Linked DNA regions of Mus musculus: region 1 is linked to region 2. Evidence: chromatin loops called from intact Hi-C (ENCODE). Cell type or tissue: heart. All regions are shown on one strand. Region 1 overlaps Arid1b (AT rich interactive domain 1B (SWI-like)). Region 2 overlaps Arid1b (AT rich interactive domain 1B (SWI-like)).

Region 1 (2,500 bases), 49 kb before region 2:
AATTAAAATAGCAACAATATTCAAAATGTTTACTGTCTATCTGTTTTGTGCCAGACACTGACCTCAGGACTAGAGATAAAAGAACCACAAAGCAAAGTCCTTCCTCCCACAAAGCTGATTTCCTACTGGGGAGGTGCATGCAATACCAAAACCCTAATACACAGGTCTGTGCAAACCATGCAGCACCCAGCTCAGGGAAAACCAAAGCAGAAAGGCAGAGAGGCAAGTGGAAGACGGCACTGGAGTGCTACAGGCAGGACAGGCGGGCCTCTAGGTCTCTGAATTTCACACAATTGTCAAGAGTTGGCACACACAACAAGACAAACATAATGTTTTTGTTTCTGAAGTTTCTGGTCAAGCTGCCAGGAAAAAGAGAATATTTATTTGGGGGAAGGAGTTCCAGAAGGCAAAGATCTGCAGAAGGAGTGGTGGCCCAGAGCATGGTTTTATGTTAGCTTCAGAACCTTTTGAGTCATCTTCTTTGCAGTCCAGGGCAGGAGCTGGACAGGCAGGGAGGAGAGTCCCATCTACAGGTACATCTGACAGTCACTAGATAGTCAATACCACGACACCGAAGACATACAGTGAAGAACCGTGGGGACATGAAAGGCTCCGAAGCTGAGGCCAGACCAAGGTCAACACTTGGAGGAAGGGAGAGAAAGAGAAACCAGAGTGGAGAGGGAGTGGTGACCAAGAGGTCCCAGGAGAGCCAGGAGGTCAGTGATGAAAGTAAGAAGCCACAGGACAGGATGCTCGCCCAGTCAAATGCTTCTGACAGGTCAATCAGAAAGAATGGCATCTGCAGGGAAGGGTGGGGCCTCCTCTCTCTGAGCATCTGATCCAGGCTGGTGTGGACTCCAGGGAGGAAGCACACAGAGCAGACAACACACTCCTGCTTGTCAGAACCTAGGCTGGGATGGAGGTACTGGGCAAAGGACACTGGAAAAATGCATGCAGGGGACCCACTGTGCCACAAGGTGACTGTGGTTAACAATAGACTGTGAAGGAAAACTGCTAAAAGTGGATTAGAAGTATTCCAACCACAAAAATCATGTGAGCAGTGCACACCATAATTAGCTGGGTTCAGTCACCCCTAATGTCTGCATACTTTCAGAGCATCCTGCTATACGGGATGATACTTACAATTTTACCTGCCAATTTAAACAGAAGAGGCACAAAAACCACACGGAGAGAGCTGTTTCAGCAAGTAGTGAAATAAATGTCTTATCTAGTGAGGTAAATTCAAGTGGTAATGGGCCATAGAGGAAAGACAAGATAGCGGGTGAGAAGAGTGCCAGCGTGTTCTGACGCCCACAGAAGCAACAGAAAGAGAAAGCAGTGCTTGAGGAAGAGAAGGGAAAGGCAGGTATATGTGTGCCATGGGGGAGGGTGGGGTCTCCTGTGAGGCACTATGGAGGGCAGCAGCAACCTTTGTGTCTATGGGCTGCAGCATCTCACCCCTCCATGAACTAGATAGCAGCATGGCCTAGGAGATGAAGGTTTAGGATGTGAACACTGAAGGGTAAGTGAGGTAACCTGAGGAGGTGCAGAGTCTCGGCAGGGATTATCTTTAGTGATCAGAAGTGAAAAGACCACCAGGCCTCCTCCTGGTCCTGCTCTGAGAGGATAGGAGCAGGGAGGCTCCTGGTTTAGGAGTGGGTTTCTAAGGGAGTAGAGCATCTGAGAGGATTTCCAGAGATTATGAAGATGTACTGAGTCCAGCTAGTTAAGGAGGAAGGAAATGCAGAGGGCTGGCCAGAGGTACTCCCAAGCCCTCCATTACAGGACAGACAGGCATGCCAAGCCCCTAATCTGCTACGCCACTGCCCTGCCACAGTGTTGTGAAGTATTACATGTTAATTCGGAATGCATGATCAGACAGAAGGCACTTGCAACAGTTCTACAGTGTTTGGAGCAACTTCTCTTTGCAGTTAGACAATCTGTTTGCATACACCACCACCATGGTCCCTCTCCCCAAGTCCCTCCCTGGTGAACACTTCAAAGAGTAAGTTCCCCAGAACAGTTCCCTGCGGTGGCTGGCTTCCCTGAGGACTGCTTGTGCTGCCAGCTCACATAGAGGCAGGCTGCCTGGGCCTTGAGCTAGCCCTGACACCCGAGCTCACTCTGTGGCCCCCTTGCTGGTAACAGAGTTTTCAGTCTCCCACAGCTTTAACTGGGGAAATAATAAGTGTGTGCCAATGCCTGCTATCCTTAGCTACACACAGGGACTGGCCTGATTGTTAATGTTTTACAGTGTAAGGCAAACTGTCTATGAACTTGATTTCCCCAAAGCTAAGAAAATGGCAAGATGCCAGGTGAGCAACTGCTTGTCACAAAGGTAAAGATGTGCGATGAGGGCTGGCGAAAGGTCCCCAGGAAAAATGGCTGCCACCACGGCTGCCAGTCTCCAAAGGCTGTCCTCTGCAGTGGCAGTGTGCTAACCCTGATCCACATCACACATCACATGCACAGACAGATGGTGAAGAAGAGCTACTACCAC
Region 2 (2,500 bases):
ATAGTCTTCAATTCCAGGAGGTGACTACCTGCTATGGCCAACATAAAGACCCAAGTTCAAATCCCCAGCATCTACAAGAAAAGTGAGAAACAGCTCTGCTCACCTGTGACCCCAGCACTGGGGGCAGAGACTGGAAGATCCTAGAGATTTGGTGGCCAGGCAGCCTAGAGAAAGTAATGTGCACCTGTTTGCTGACAGACCCTGTCTCAAGGCAACAAGGCCAACAGAGGCCTCCATGTGCCCACACACTGACATGCCTGCACCACACTCAGGACACACACAAACATAAATTAAATGTAAAGAATACTTAAAATTGCAAAGGACCTCACTTTGTGTAAAAACATCCCAAGAATGTCACAAGGCATGTGGCCGTGAGGCCTTGGGAAGAACAGTGCAAAAGAACGCTTTAGTGCATCTTCATCTGAGAAAGCACGTGAATTGCCTCCCCTTGTCAATCACTGTCAGGGCCAATGACATGCTTGTCCCTTCCTTGGGGTCCACCCGACTGTGACAATCGGCTTATCAATCATACGCCATAAGCGCTTTAGCCACTCCCTCCCCACAAGACACACATGGATGCTTGCCTCTCCCAGAAGACACCTCTCCAGGGGCAGACACCTCACTTCTTCTGAAGTGCCCCAGGTCTTGAACTGGGCCACCCATTGACCCACATACTGCAGGGAACAGCCTGAACAGCATTCACAATGAAGACTCCACAGCACTGTTCCTCACTGTACGGATGTCTAATAGCACAAGCAGGCGATGAGTCTGCCTTGCCTCCTTTAGCCCTGGCATGCTAGTATGTAAAACAGCACCCAGAAGAGGGAGGGAGACAGAAAACAGCTTCCTAGGTGCTGCTGTGGGGAGGAAGAAACAAATGGATACCTTCAGAACAATCTAATCAATAATTCATAACAAAAAATGTAAAGCAGTGTGCACACTCCCGAGGATATTCTGGACATAGTTTAAGAAAAATCCTACTGGACATAAAACTCTAAAAACAAAGACTAAATGTCCCAAGTTGTTGACATTTAATAAATATGTCCAGGAACCCAGTGCCCAATTAATTAGTTAAAGTATAAGTAGTTAGGCATAGAAGTTTCTCTCTAACAGATGGTATAACAGGCTTCAAAGGGGAAAGGAAATTAAACTCTAAAGTTGGCTCTCTATGGCTACTCTAACAAACATCAGACCAAAAGAAAGATGCGCGTGGAGGGCCAGCATCAGCTGTCTCTTCCTTAGAACAACAAAACCAGAACAGCCAGGCAGCAGGGCCTCCCCACACTGTGCACCCCCTCTGCTGAGCTCCATTCCCAGGCCAGAGCAGGATATAAAAAGCCTGGCCTCGTGCCAGCTGCCAAGACCACACACACCCAGTATTTTTAACTTAAGGAGGCCTAAGGATCAGGCCACCAGGAGGGCACCAGGAATGTACACAGAAGCTTAGCAACCTCCAGCCAGGATGGCGGTCTGCAGCCGAGCTCTGCAGCGGAGCTCTTTCCCAGCTCCCTGCTTGATTCCGGACCTGCTCTAACAGTGGCAGAGCTGTGAGAGACAGCATCTTGAAAGCTGATAAGAGTGAGTAGATGGTTCACGCTGAAAGAGCACGCAGGGTTTCAAAGACCATATGCAAAGCTCTGTAAACAGCAGCAGGAATGCTAAATACTGGCCGGCAGGCCGGCAGGCCGGGGAAGCTGGACTCTTTATTTTTCATTCCTGACACAGAAGGATACAAAGTTGACTTGTTATAATTGCTCTAACAGTTTGCTGTTGTTGTTTTTAGTTTCACACTGGTCTTGGCACTGGGCCACACATACAGATACTATGAAGCTGTGCCTGTAGATAAAATTCCTGATTGCCCTACTACAGTTAACTTATTTTCTGGGTTGCTTAATAAGTATGAATCAGAAGGTTCTTTTTCCATTCTGTTCTCTATTGCTAAAAATTGCATTAAACACAAACTTTAGTAAAAAAAAAAAAAAAAAAAAACCTTTTGCCTGTGATACATGCCATTCTGTCTTTCTCTGAGGAGTGAGGCTAGCCATATCTGTTAGATTGTTAGTATCAATTATGAAAACATGATTATCTTCCAATAGGAGTAGGTGGAGACCAGCAAGGCAGGGCTTCAATCAAGGAGCCTGCAGCTTCCAGCATCAGGGAGAGCATCAGCAGGCAGCAGGCAGAGCTGCAGCCCTGAGGGTCTACTCCCACCACAGAGAGTATCCTCTGGGCCCAGCCTGTGGCCCTTGCCTTCCTGTGGTGCTGCTCTGCTAACCCTTGTCCCAGTTCACCTTAAAACTGTCCCTTCCCACCATCCCTCACAGCAGCCCCCCTCACAGGCACTCAGCAACCCTAGCCTGGCCTCCTGTGGATGGGCAGAGAACCCACTGGCCTAGAGGCTGTCCTCCCAGCCCTACCCTGCACACCCGAGGGAGCAATCACTCTGAAAGCACTGCCTCAGTACCACGAACTTTCTCCTGGCTAATCTACACAGAGACAG

What was found. A loop is a pair of places that touch in the nucleus more often than their neighbours do. Peaks named below come from ENCODE experiments on the same cell type or tissue, not always from the same donor. Only the 100,000 strongest peaks of a DNase experiment are listed, where the experiment ranks them.
Region 1: it touches region 2 in a loop (1.9-fold over the local background); 1 of 42 quality-filtered maps calls a loop at or near these places.

The regions. Positions count from the first base shown.
Region 1 is chr17:5,106,541-5,109,040 of GRCm38, reverse strand. All of the region lies in intron 3 of Arid1b (AT rich interactive domain 1B (SWI-like)), which reads right to left. Among named protein-coding and RNA genes, the nearest start is that of Arid1b, 110 kb to the right of the region's middle. In heart, no CTCF peak of the experiment used is centred here; no DNase peak of the experiment used is centred here; H3K27ac peaks cover 599 bases.
Region 2 is chr17:5,057,436-5,059,935 of GRCm38, reverse strand. All of the region lies in intron 2 of Arid1b (AT rich interactive domain 1B (SWI-like)), which reads right to left. Among named protein-coding and RNA genes, the nearest start is that of Arid1b, 64 kb to the right of the region's middle. In heart, a CTCF peak has its summit at 1,411; a DNase peak (open chromatin) is centred at 1,375; H3K4me3 peaks cover 1,162 bases; H3K27ac peaks cover 736 bases.